2 separate regions of the Homo sapiens genome follow, and region 1 is linked to region 2. Evidence: chromatin loops called from intact Hi-C (ENCODE). Cell type or tissue: CD4-positive, alpha-beta T cell. All regions are shown on one strand. Each heading gives the region's core, and the rest is flanking DNA. Links, peaks and the distances in the headings are about the cores only.

The links. Hi-C counts contacts between places; a loop is a spot of excess contacts. Peaks named below come from ENCODE experiments on the same cell type or tissue, not always from the same donor. Only the 100,000 strongest peaks of a DNase experiment are listed, where the experiment ranks them.
Region 1: a loop joins it to region 2, with 3 times the contacts of the local background. A loop is called at or near these places in 56 of 110 quality-filtered maps.

Annotation. Positions count from the first base shown.
Region 1 is chr2:100,550,110-100,557,306 of GRCh38, reverse strand. No RefSeq gene overlaps it. Among named protein-coding and RNA genes, the nearest start is that of PDCL3, 9.3 kb to the left of the region's middle. In CD4-positive, alpha-beta T cell, for the core only: no CTCF peak of the experiment used is centred there; a DNase peak (open chromatin) is centred at 2,306; H3K27ac peaks cover 675 bases.
Region 2 is chr2:100,425,005-100,432,046 of GRCh38, reverse strand. It overlaps the pseudogene RALBP1P2. Among named protein-coding and RNA genes, the nearest start is that of CHST10, 11 kb to the right of the region's middle. In CD4-positive, alpha-beta T cell, for the core only: CTCF peaks have their summits at 3,953 and 4,174; a DNase peak (open chromatin) is centred at 4,216.

The sequences.
Region 1 (7,197 bases), core at 314-5,313, 130 kb before region 2:
CTCACAAAAGATAAATGGGTTTAATAAAACAGAGAGGAAGACAAATTCTAAAGTTATATACAATGTATGGATTTCTTAACAAGTACTAGAAATATGTTTCAACTTAGCTCAAGCACTCATAGTCATGTGACTCACGCCTAGACTTACATAGGACTCCTTCTATGCACAACTGCGTAAGACGTTACCCTTCCTTTACAAGAGCAATTTTCTAAGCAAAATACCTGGTATTAATGACCTTGTGCAAATTGCTGGAAAAGCTGCTGCAGCTGGTGTTGAAGTTTGATGACTGTAAGTCTTTGCCCTTATGGGATCTTGGACATAGAAATGATGTTATTAGCTCACAGTTCCTTCTCCTCCTTAAGGGGAACAGGCAAATAGAATAACACAACAAGCGATGTCAAAATTTCATTTCCTTCTAAGATAAAAGGCCTGTATGTAAAGATTCAGCTGAGTGGCAGTGGCTAAAAGAGCAATTTCAATGAGCTATCATTAAATGTGGGATTCCATGGCTACTGCCAAATACACTGGAATTCCATTTTTCAAATGCGATTTATGTTTGATCTTTAGACAACCATCTTCCCAAGATTTACTTGTGTGTAATTTCTCAGTGAAAAACTTCTCAGTGAAAAGGAAACTCCTTTCCCCTTCCTTTTGTCGAATTGTCTCTCATCCCTGATTTACTTGTATTAAAAAAAAGGAATTGGAAAGAGTGTGTGCTGGTGTGTTATTTAGCTGAGTTCTTGGCTGCTGGCTTCTATCCGTTTTCAGACTAGCTGAAAATTAAGATGATTAAGAGATGGCTGAAGGTACAACTAGATGCTAAAATAGTGTCTACAATAAAAACATCTGGAAGGTTGTAGAACTTTTAGGAGTGTTGAACCCAGTGAGGCAAACACTGAAATAAATGTCTATGGGAAGGTTTGGTAACCCATGATTATGGGCAGAGCTATTTTCCTAGAAAAAGTTTTTATTTTTTTATTTTTTTGAGACAGAGACTTGCTCTGTCACCCAGGCTAGAGTGCAGTGGCACGATCTCACCTCACTGCAACCTCCCCCTCCTGGGTTCAAGTGATTCTCCTGCCTCAGCCTCTTTAGTAGCTGGGATTACAGGCATGCACCACCACGCCCAGCTAATTTTTTGTAGAGATGGGCTTCACTATGTTGGCCAGGCTGGTCTCAAACTCCTGGCCTCAAGTGATATGCCTGCCTCAGCCTCCCAAAGTGCTGGGATTACAGGCGTGAGCCACCACACCCAGCCTGTTTTCACAGAAAGTTAATTGGCTATTGAAATTCAGCAGCACTGGCTGGGTGCGGCGGCTCACATCTATAATCCCAGCACCTTGGGAGGCCGAGGTGGGTGGATCATGGGGTTAGGAGTTCAAGACCAGCCTGGCCAACATAGTGCAACCCCGTCTCTACTAAAAATACAAAAGTTAGCCGGGTGTGGTGGCGAGTGCCTGTAGTCCCAGCTACTCGGGAGTCTGAGGCAGGAGAATCACTTGAACCCGGGAGGTGGAGATTGCAGTGAGCCAAGATCACGCCACTGCACTCCAGCTTGGGCAACAGAATGAGACTCTGTCTCAAAATGAAAAAAATAAATAAATAAATAAAAGAAAGAATTCAGCAACAATTTTCTAGGAAAAGAAACAAAATGAAAATACAGTACAGCTTTTGATTTTAAGAGCAGTTCACTATGTAGGCTTTTGTAGCTTTCATAAGGAGTGGTTCACCAACCTTGGTGCATGTAAAAATTACTTAAGGAGTGTTAAAAATGTAGATTCCAAGTCCTTTTCCCAGAGTTTCTGATTCTGCAGGTTGCTGGGGTACAGCCCAGCAACCTGCCTCTTGGATAACTATTTCAGGTGATTCAGGTATTGGTGGTCTTTAGACCACATTATGTTTAATACTACTTCGATGTTTCACTGAAATTCTATTTGATCTTTTAAAAATAGTCCAGACTATCGTAAGCATTTTCCATGTCATTATATAACGTCAAGTAGAAAAAAGCAGGTATAAGTAGGAGATACGATATAGTATTACTACAACACCTAAAACAGTGTCTCCTTCAAATGAAATCAGTATACAAAACATTACCTCACTTGTGTCAGATTTGTGGTGGACAGTCATGGACCCATTTGTTCTCCTTCCCTATTTCCAACCAGCAGAAATTTACTAGGGGACTGAGACCCACAAACTAATTATTGCCACTTCCCTCCTCGCTGGCCTCCTGCGAGGTTCTGATTCTGGGAAGCAGGGTGAGAGGAGTGGAGGCGGGGAGGCGAGGCACTTCCTGTTTCTGAATTTTGTGGGCACCCCTCCCTCCAGCAGCAGCAGCACAGAGAGGGCCCCAAGCATCCTTTCTCATGCCCAGCAGCGCCTCTCCATGGTTGCGGGACCAGCCTAGTGCCCCACCTTGGCTGTCCTAATACTCCTTAGAGCCCACCCTACAGTAAGCAAACTTCCAGGTCATTCCAGATTCTTGGAACACCATCCCTTCCCTTTTGTTCTACCTAGCCCTAAGGATGATAGGTGCTTTCTGCAGTTACTAATCTTGGAGTTTATCCCCAATTTTGGAGGTGGGGCCTGGTGGAAGGTGATTAAATCATAAGGGTGGTTTAGCAACATTCCTTTGGATGCTGTTCTCTTGATAGTGAGTTCTTGTGAGATCTGGTTGTTTCAAAGTGTGTAGCCCTCCCCTCTCTATTTCTCTGACTCCTGCTCCTGCCATGTAAGACACTCACTCCATCTCTGCCTTCCACCATGATTAGAAGCTTCCTGAGGCCTCCCCAGAAGCAGATGCCGCCGTGCTTCCTGTACAGCCTGCAGACCCAAGAGCCAATTAAACCTCTTTTCTTTATAAATTATCCAGTCTCAGATATTTCTTTATAGCAATGCAAGAAAGGACAAATACACCTAGTGTATCTTCGTTTTTCCTCCCTGGACCCTGACTAACATAGTGAAATGATGGCCATTTAGTTTCTCTAGTTTTTCACTTTTTTTGGTATGTCTGTATTGCTTTATTTTAAAATAACAGCTTTATGGAGATAAAATTCTCATGGCATAAAATACACTGTTTTAAGAGTACAATTCAGTAGTTTATAGTGTATTCTCAATGTTGTGCAACTATTACCACTCTCTAATTCCAGAGAGATCCTGTGCCTGTTGGCAGTCTCACCTCCCCATGTATCCTTTCCCCAAGACAGCCATTATTCCCCGCTGGCAGCCATTACTCTACTTTCTGTCTCTGTGGATTTGCCTATCCTGTGTAAAATGGAATGATACATATGTGGCTTTTTGTATCTGGCTTCTTTGATTTAAAATAATGTTTTGAGGTTCACTCATGTTGCAGCATGTTTCAGTACTTCATTTCTTTTTATAGCCAAATGACATTCCGTTGTCTGGATAGACCATGTTTTGTTTATCCATTCGTCAGTTGATGGGCAGTTGGGTTATTTACACTTTTTGGCTATTATGAGTAATGCTGCTATGAACATTCACATAAAAGTTTTTGTGTGAGGCCAGGCATGGTGGCTCACACCTGTAATCCCAGCACTTTGGGAGGCTGAGGCAGGTGGATCACCTGAGGTCTGGAGTTCAAGACCAGCCTGGCCAACACAGTGAAAGCCCGTTTTACTAAAAATACAAAAATTAGCTGGGCGTGGTGGCCGGTGCCTGTAGTCCCAGCTAATCAGGAGGCTGAGGCAGGAGAATCACTTGAACCCGGGAGGTGGAGGTTGCAGTGAGCCGAGATCACGCCACTGCAGTCCAGCCTGGGCGACAGAGTGAGACTCTGTCTCAAAAAAAAAAAAAAAATTTTTATGTGAATACATGTTTTTAATTCTTTTGGGTATATGCCTAGAAGTGGAATTGTTGGGTCATATGGTAATTCTGTGTAACTTTGAAGAGTTTTGTTTCCCAAAGCCGATGCCCCATTTTACATTCCCACCAACATTGTATCAGGGTTTAAATTTCTCCACATCTGTGTTAGTACTTGTTACTGTCCATCTTTTTGAGTATAGCTGTCCTGGTGGGTGGAAAGTGGCATTTCATTATAGTTTTGATTTGCATTTCCTCACTGAATAATGATGTTGAGCATCTTTTCATGTGCTTAGTGGCCATATGAATATCTTTTTTTAGGATAATGTCTTTTGCAATCTTTTGCCCATTTTAAAATTGAGTTATTTGACTTTTCATATTGAATTATAAGAGTTTTGAGCCTAGGCAAGGTGCGGTGGCTCACGCCTGTAATCCCAGCACTTTGGGAGGCCGAGGCGGGCAGATCATGAGGTCAGGAGTTCGAGACCAGCCTGGCCAACATAGTGTAAACCCGTCTCTATTAAAAATACAAAAAATTAGCCAGGCATGGTGGCAAGTGCCTGTAATCCCAGCTACTTGGGAGGCTGAGACACATGCAAAAGAATAAAGTTGGATTCCTGCCTCATACAGTATACAAAAACTAACTTAAAATGGATCACAATCCTAAAAGTAAGAGCTAAAGCTATAAAACTCTCAGAAGAAAATATAGGTGTAAATATTCATGACCTTGGGTTAGGTAAGAGTTTCCTAGATATGATATTGAATGCGCAAGCAATAACAACAACAAAATTAGGTAAACTGTCTACGGCCATACCACCCTGAATGTGCCTAATCTCATCCAAAATTAGGTAAACTGGGGATCATCAAAATTAAAAGATTAGCTGGGCACAGTGGCTCACACCTGTAATTCCAGCACTTTGGGTGGCCAAGGTGAGTGGATCACTTGAGGTCAGGAGTTCAAGACCAGCCTGGCTGACATGGTGAAACCTAGTCTCTACTAAAAATAAAATTAGCTGGCTGTGGTGGTGGGTGCCTGTAATCCCAGCTACTCGGGAGGCTGAGGCAGGAGAACTACTTAAACCTGGGAGGTGGAGGCTGCAGTGAGCCAAAACTGCACCAGTGCACTCCAGCCTGAGTGACAGAGCAAGACTCCTTCTCAAAACACACACACAAAATTAAGATATCTTGTGCTTCAAAGGAGAGAAACTGAAAAGAAATCCCACAGAATGGTAGAAAAATTTTGCAAATCATATATCGATGAAGGACTAATATCCAGAATATATTTTAAAACTCTCTCTCTCTCTCTATATATATATATACACATATATATGTATACCCACGTGTGTGTGTGTGTGTATATATGTATACATACATATATATATATATATATATATATATATATATATATATATATATATATTTTTTTTTCTTTTTTTAGATGGAGTCTTGCTCTGTAGCCCAGGCTGGAGTGCAGTGGTGAGATCTTGGCTCACTGCAAGCTCCGCCTCCCAGGTTCAAGCCATTCTCCTGCCTCAGCCTCCTGAGTAGCTGGGACTACAGGCGCCTGCCACCATGCCCGGCTAATTTTTTGTATTTTTAGCAGAGATGGGGTTTCACCGTGTTAGCCAGGATGGTCTCGATCTCCTGACCTTGTGATCCACCCACCTCGGCCTCCCAAAGTGCTGGGATATGTATATATTTTTTGAGACAAGTGAAGTAACTCAGGAATGGAAAATCAAACATTGTATGTTCTCACTCATAAGTGGGAGCTAAGGTATGAGGACCCAAAGAATAATACAATGGACTTTGAGGATTCAGGGGCAGGAGGCAGGTGAGGGCTGAAAGACTATACATTGGGTACAGTGTAAACTGCTCGGGTGATGGGTGAACCAAAATCTCAGAAATCACCACTAAAGAATTTATTCATGTAACCAAACACCACCTGTTCCCCAAAAACCTATTGAAATTAAATAAATAAATAAATAAATAAATAAATAAATAAATAAATACATGCAAGCCTTTAACAACCCTACGAGGTTCTAGGGGGACAGCGTCACTTCTCTCTATTATCATGGCTTCCTTGGCCATTCCAACTGTGCATCCCAGTTGTCTTGCCCATCTTTTTCCGGGGGTTCCTCCCTTTCGTGGTACTCTCTTTTGCTCTGAATCACATACTTGAATTATCTCTGTGCCAGCAAGCTCCCAGACCACTCTTCCACTTCAGCTCAGTTATGACAATAATCTCTTCCTGGTTTTCCTTTTGCACCGTGGCTCCCTACTCTTAACAGACCCACTGCCCCCTAGGTAACAAGGATGTATGCCCTCCATCCTAATCTGAAATGAAGTCTATAGATATCATAATTACATGCAAAACAATTTTTAAAAAATCAACATACTGCCTCCAGGCGCGGTGGCTCACACCTGTAATCCCAGCACTTTGGGAGGCTAAGGCAGGTGGATCACGAGATCAGGAGTTCAAGACCAGCCTGACCAACATAGGTCAAGGTGGGTGGATCATGAGGTCAGGAGTTCAAGACCAGCCTGGCCAACATAGTGAAACCCCGTCTCTACTAAAAATACAAAAAATTAGCTAGGCATGGTGGTGGTCGTCTGTAATCCCAGCTACTTGGGAGGCTGAGGCAGGAGAATCACTTGAACCCGGGAGGCAGAGGTTGCAGTGAACGGAGATTGCATCACTGTACTCCAGCCTGGGCAACAGAGTGAGACTCTGTCAAAAAAAAAAAAAAATCAACATACTGCCTTAAGTATAAAGTAGAATGGTAAATTTTCAGTATGCAAATCCTGTAGCACAACTATACTAGAATACACAATCAAGTCATCAGGAGATTATATAAATTTCTAAGGGAAAATATTCATTTTTCTTTACTTCAAATACTTTGAAATAAGAGCTACATAAGCACATTTGTCTATACACAAGTAGAATCACTGTGACTACCACTGGTACTAATGCAGACTAACACTATGTTACTTTGGTAACTGAAATATGAGAGAATGACTTGATTTTCTAAAATAGTGAACAACTTGGTAAAATTCCAAAGTACAATTTACCCTCAATGTAAAAGAAAGTTGTTTTCCTAGAAAATTTGGTGTATACCTAGAAAAATTCAGTTAAAACTAGAAAAAATTTATATTTAAATGTAAGCAGGCTTTACAGCTAATAAAGGGCCTGTGTCTTGTAGGACATTTAGCATCCTGACCTTTCCTGGCCAATGAATGGCAGCAGTACCCGCCTGACCCCACCCATCACTGCAGCAACCAAAAAGGCCTCACTTACTTCCAGGGTGCCCCCAGCATGGCCATAGAAACACACGTAACCAATCTGACTAGCCTTGCTTTACATGTATGACCACACATCTCCAG
Region 2 (7,042 bases), core at 2,043-7,042:
AGTGCAGTGGCGTGATCTTGGCTCACTGCAACCGCCACCTGCTGGTTCAAGTGATTCTCCCTTCTCAGCCTCCCGGGTAGCTGGAATTACAGGAGCATGCCACCACACCAGGCTAATTTTTGTACTTTTAGTAGAGACAGGGTTTCACCATGTTGGTCAGTCTGGTCTCGAACTCCTGATCTCAGGTGATCTGTCTGCCTTGGCCTTCCAAAGTGCTGGGATTACAGGCGTGAGCCACCATGCCCAGCCTGCCAAAAAGTTTTCCAAAGCAACTGCACCATTTTACATTCTCACCAGCAATGTGTAAGGGCTCCATTTTCCACAACTCACCAACACTTGTTATTGTCTTTTGTCATTATAGCCATCCTAGCTGGGGTGGAGTGGTATTTCATTGTGATTTTCATTTGCATTTCCCTACTTATGAATGATGTTCAGCAGCTTTACATGTGCTTATCAGCCATGTGTATATCTTCTTTGGAAAATGTCTATGCAGACCCTTTACCCATATTTAAATTGGGCTATTTGTCTTTTTATTATTACACTGTAAGAATTCTGTAGATATTCTAGATGTTAGTCCTTTACCATATTGCTATAGTTTGGATGTTTGTCCCCTCCAAAACTCATGTTCAAATGTGATCCCCAATGTGGGAGGAGGGGCCTAGTGTGAGATGTTTGTGTCATGGGGGTGGATCCCTCATGAATGGCTTGGTGCCCCCCTCATGGTAATGAGTGAGTTTCCACTCTATGAGTTCATGTGTGATCTGGTTAAAAAGAATTGAGGATCTCCCCGCTCTCTCTCTTGCTCCTTTTCTCACCGTGTGACATACCTGCTCCCCCATCACCTTCTACCATGAATAAAAGTTTCCTGAGGTTCTGACCAGAAGCAGATGCTAGCACCATGCTTGCCAGCCCCACGCTTGAACAGCCTGCAGAACCATGAGCCAAAATAAACCTCTTTTCTTTATAAATCATCCAGTCTCAGGTATTCCTTTACACCAATGCAAAATGGACTAATACACATATATATGATTTGCAAAAAAAAAATTCTGTGGATTTTCTCTTCATTTTCCTGATAGTATCCTTTGAAGGACAAATTTTTTAAAATTTATCTATTTTTTCTTTTGTTGCTTGTGCTTTTGGTGGCATATCTAAGAAGATACTGTCTCACCCAAGGTTATAAGATTTATGCCTGTGTTTTTACTAGATTTTTAGTTTTAGCTCTTGTTAAGTCTATGGTCCATTTTGAGTTAATTTTTGTGTAAGTGTGAGAGAGGCATCTAAATTCATTCTTTTGCATGTGGATATCCAGTTGTCTCAGTACCATCTATTGAAAAAGCTATTCCTTTTTTATTTTATTGTCTTAGCACTCCTGTTGGAAACCAATTGGCCATAAATGGCTTATTTCTGGACTCTCAATTCTATTCCACTGATTTATATATCTGTTCTTATGCTGTTACCACACTGTCTTGATTACTGTGGCTTTGTAGTATATTTTAAGATCAGGAAGTGTGATTCCTCAGACTTTGATCTTCCTTTTGAAGATTGTTTTGGCCACTCTGAGTGTCTTACATTTTCATGTGAATTTTAGCTTCAGATTGGCTATTTCTACCAAGAAGCCAGCCGGAATTTTGATGAGGATTGCAATAAAGTTGTAGATCAATATGGAGAGTATATCTTAACAGTATTAAGTCCTCTGATATATGAACATGGGATGCATTTACATTTATTTAGGTATTCTTTAATTTCTTTCAAAAATATTTCTAGAGTATATGTTTTGAACCTCTTTTTGTTAAATTTATCCCTAATAATTTTATTCCCTTATATGCTATTTTCAATATAATCATTTTCCCAATTTCATTTTCAGGTCATTCTTTGCTGGTCTATAAAAATACAATTGTTTTATATCTTGACCTTATAGCCTACAATTTTCCTGAACTCATGTATTAGTTCTAATAGTTTTCTGGTGGAGACTTTGGGATTTTCTACATGCAAGATTATGCCATCTGCAAATAGAGATAGTTTAACTTCTTCTTTTCCAATACAGATGCTTTCTTTTTCTTGCCTAACTGTCATAGCTAGAGCCCCAATAAAATGTTGAAAAAAACTGATGAAAGCAGAATCTTGAATAGACATGATGAAAACAGACATCCTTGTCTTGTTCCTGATCTCAGAGAGAAAGTTTTTAGTCTTTTCTCATTGATGTTATTTGTGGGTTTTTGTAGATCACGTTTATCAGTTTGAGGAAGTTGCCTTCTATTCCTAGTTTGTTGCATGTATTTATCATGAAGGGAGTTAAATTTTGTCAACTGCTTTTTCTGATTCTATTTAGTCATATGATTTTGTCCTTTGACCTACTGATATATATTAACACAACCTTTAATTCCTGGATACAATCCACTTGGCTATAGTATATAATTCTTTAATATGTTGCTGGATTCAGTTTGCTTGTATTCTGTGGAGAGTTTTTGTGTCTATAGTCATAAGTGGTATTGGTTTCTTGTTTTCTTGTGATGTATAAGTCTGGTATTGGTATCAGGGTAATACTGACCTCAGAGAATGGGTTGGGATGTGATATGGTTTGGCTGTGTCCTCACCCAAATCTCATCTTGAATTGTAGCTTACATAATTCCCTCATGTTGTGGGAGGGACCCAGTGGGAGATAACTGAATCATAGGGGCAGTTTCCCCTCACTGTTCTCGTGGTAGTGAACAAGGCTAATGAGATCTGATGGTTTTATAAGGGGAAACCCCTTTTGCTTGGCTCTCATTCTCTTCTCTTGTCTGCCGCCATATGAGATGTGCCTTTTGTCTTCCGAGGTGATTATGAAGCCTCCTCAGCCACATGAAACTGTGAGTCCATTAAGGCTCTTTCTTTTGTATATTGCCCAGTCTCAGGTGTGTCTTTATCAGCAGCATGAAAATGGATGAATACAGGATGTATTTCATCCTCTTGTTTTTTAGAAGCGTTTGTGGGTGCTGGTATTAGTTCTTTTTTAAATGTCTGGTAGAATTTAACAGTGAAGTTAAGTGGGCTGTGTCTTTACTCTATAGGAAAATTTTAAGTTACTAATTCAATCTCTTACTTCTTAAGGTTTGATCCAAATTTTTTATTTCATCTTGAGTTAATTTACCTGTTTGTTTCGCTAGGAATTTGTATATTCCATTAGGTCCTCTAATTTGTTGGCACACAATTGATCTATGACCTTTTTTGTTTCTGTAAGGTTTGTAATAATGCTCCTTTTTTCAATCTTGATTTTAGTAATTTGATTCCTCTTTTTCTTGGTCAGTCTAGGCAAAGGTGTATCAATTTTGTTGATCTTTTCAAAAAACCAACTTTTCATTAGTTGATTTTCTCTATTGTTTTCCTATTTTCTCCTTCATTTGTTTCTACTCTTTATTATTTCTTCATCTTGCTTTGAGTTTAATTTGCTATTCTTTTTATAGTTTTTTAAGGTGAAAGATTAGGTTGGATTTCAGATTTTTTTCTTTTTAAAAGTTGACATTGACAGCTATAAATTTCTGAACATTGCTTTCAGTGCATCCCAATAAGTTTTGGTATGTGGTACTTTCATTTTCATTCATCTGAAAGTATTTTCTAATGACATGGCTTGGCTGTGTCCCCACTCAAATCTCATCTTAAATTCCCACTTGTTGTGGGAGGGACCCAGTGGGAGTTAATTGAATCATGGGGGCAAGTCTTTCCCGTGCTGTTCTCGTGATAGTGAATAAATCTCACGAGATCTGATGGGTTTTTTTTTTCTTTTTCCCAAATGGCTGAATTTATTTGCTTGATCAATAATGGTTCTGGCAAAAATGAGTTAAGCAATGCTGAGACATTCGTAATGAAATACTAATTTTAAAAATCCATGACACCTTGATAGAAATTAGAGTTTACACAAACAAAAAAGGAACCTTCAATATTGCCAGCAGGTATAAAGTGAATGTACTGAGACTGACAGGACAGCAAGAAGGTATTTGCACATTTATATCTGACACCTGACCATACTTTCAGTCACCAGAATATCTTCTCTCCAGATTTAAAAAATAGTATGCTGATTTCTATAACAAAGCTTTTTTTTCGTACAAAAATCAAATAATGGCCAACGAGTCACAACAGTGCAATAGGTAGAGGATTAAAAACTGCATCAAAGAGGTGCTGAAAATAAATACTACCTAGGAGGAGGAGGAGAGCGCCCTCGTGTGGGGTTTGTTTTCATTTCCTTGAGTGGGTGTGGGGTTTGTCTTCTGAGCCAGGAGCCTGGCCTGTCTCGCGGGTGCTGTTCACTCTGACAGAGTGCGCCTGCAGCACGTTGCCTCCAGAGCCCGGCCTCCCAGAAGCTTCAGAGCATCAGAGCATCCATTTCAGCAGATGGACCAGAAACAAGAAAATGGGACGGGGTGAATCACAACTATCATTCAAAGGAAAGGAATTTTTTTATTGCTCGATCTTGTCAATTGGGAGTCCACTAGTAGGTTCACTGAGACGATATGGATAGTATCAAACTTTTGTTTAAGAGCATATATATGGCTTATTCAGGCAAGAAGACGTGTACATTCTAGCCCAAGCAAGCAGAGTCATTCTGTTTTTAAGAAAGGTCAGTCATTTAAAAGATTTCTGGTTTGAGCAACATCCTCTGTGGATGCACCAGGCCAAGGAGACTATCTTTGATCAACCCAGTGAGAAGGCCTTTGCTGGTCCCCACAGTAAGAAACCGGCGGGAACGGGCGGCCTCTCGGCTGGCCTGCGCTGCCCGGGGTGGATGGGCTGGCTCCGCAGGCAGCCCGTCTGCGGCCAGATAGGCCGTCCTGGTGACTCTGGCTTATGGACTGTGGTTTAGAACTGCAGAAGGAGAGAGTTAGGAGGGTGGACCAGGGAACACCCACCATGCACTGCTCTGACCACTCAGAGAACCTGAGGTAGTTCCCCCATAGGGATCTGCACCAAGGTGTTGAAGGCACAAGCAAGAGTGAAGGTACCAGAGATCACGGAGGGCGCAGCACTGACCTGGTGTGGTTCCCCACTTGAATGATCCTGATTCTGCTGTGATAAAAAAGCAAAGAAAGACGATTTGTGGTTTAAAAAGAAGCCACTCAAGGGTTAAAATAGTTATTTCAAGTTAAGGAAGAAAATTAAAATCTTCAAATATGCTGACACTACCTGGAAAACTCATCTGTCCCTAAAGCCCACAATGCATCCCCTGCTTCGTCCTCCCATAGAACCTAAGCCTGACGCGAAGGAGTCAGACGTGTGACCGAGGAAGAGTCTGAGAAGAGAAGACACCTTTACAGAATGTACAGCGAGAGAGCCAGCCTGGCCCCCGGGTTACAGTAAGATGCATGAGTCCTTTCAGTCTCACGGACTCCGGATGGCCACGGAGGCTGCTCAGATGGACGTCTCCTTCCTGTGCCTGCTGGGCAATGGCTTTGCCGGCTTCTTGCCTGCCTTTGGTGGCTATTTAGCTGCTACTGGCTCGAGGATGCCATTCTTGGGCGTCTGGATGGCACCTCCGCGCCACTCGGGCTCCTCGTCCTCCTGCGCCTGCTGCTTGGCCCTGTCTGGCTGCAACTGGAGCAGCCAGGGCTGCATGCGCGGCTCGATGACGGCCTCACTCTCCTCGTGAATTGCTTGATTCAAATGGTTGTTCTTTATTTCCAGCTCTTCGTTCTGTCTCTGTAAATCTTCCAGAATGATCTGCAGCTCCTCCTCATCCTCACTCTCGCTCTCGGAGGAGTACTCCTCAGTCTCGCTTAGGCCCTGCTGCTGGTGACTCTGAATTTCCGCAGTCTCGGCTCTGAGGCACTCAATCTCTTCTTTTTCTGAGGCAATCTGCCGGCGCAGAAACTGCTCCATGCCCAGGAGCTCCTCCTGTTTAGTCAGGATCTCTTTCTCCTGAACAAGGAGAATATTTATAACTTCTTCATTTTCATTCATCTTTTTTTTTGGAAACAGCCTCTTTTGAAAGACTGGCTATCTCTTGTGCAATCTTGGTTTCACACCCCTGTCTTTTAGCTTCTCTCAGTTTTCTTCTGAGAGCTGTCAAAATTCTTTGTACTTCCCATAATCTTTCTTCTTCAGACAAATCCTTTATCCCACCCTGCAGATCTTGATGTAAACAATTCAAAAGCAACTCCTGTATCCTGATCTCCTCCTTGAAGCCTGCCTGGGTCTCTGGCAGCGTGGGCATCGTGGCCACGTTAGACCATCGCCGAGTTTTCGTCACTTGCTTTAGAACCACATTTCCAAAGAGTTCTTGCACATGTGTGAAGAACACATACAGGACTAGATTGCTGATCTGCACAGTTGGGCTGACCACTATATAAATGTTCTGTATATTCATTTTTGCTTCCAGTTCCTTTGTGATGACATGGTCCATGTGCACAACGAACAAAGAAATCAGAAGATAGTTACCTTCTGGCAGTTCTTTGAGTAAACGCTGGAATTCCTGCACTTTCTCAGTCTCTGTGGTCCTCCCATAAGCCTCTTCAAATCTAGGCATAAGCTCTTTGGTAAGCAAATTCTCCGGAAGATCTCACAAATACTGCTTCCGCAAACTGGCTACAGTGTTAGGGTCATATTCTTCCAAGTTTGTAGACTTCTCCTGGTCATAGGCTGCTTTTAGCTCATCCATCTTTGATTTAATTCCTGATACTCTGTAGATGCCTTCACACTTCATGCCATACTTCTCTACGTAATTCACGGAAAACGGCCAGCAGCCAAATGCCATCATATATCATGGTTCTCTCTACTGCACCAGCCAAAGGAATTCCAAAAATGGGTTTGAGACTTGGAACATCAATCTCAGGCACCTCTGGCTCCTGAAATGGCTTTTTCTTTTACTTCTTTTCCTTCCACTGTTTTAACTACATCAGCTGCTGTCAAGTCTTTTGACTTCTTTTTTTTTTTTTTTTTTTTTTACTTCTTCTCTTTTTTTCTTCTTTGTGCTTTTCTTCTTTATGCTTTTCTTCTTTGGGTTTCTTTTATTTTAAAATCCTTCTCCTTCTTTTTAGAAAAGCTGGGATTCTTGAACACATGGATTCCCTTG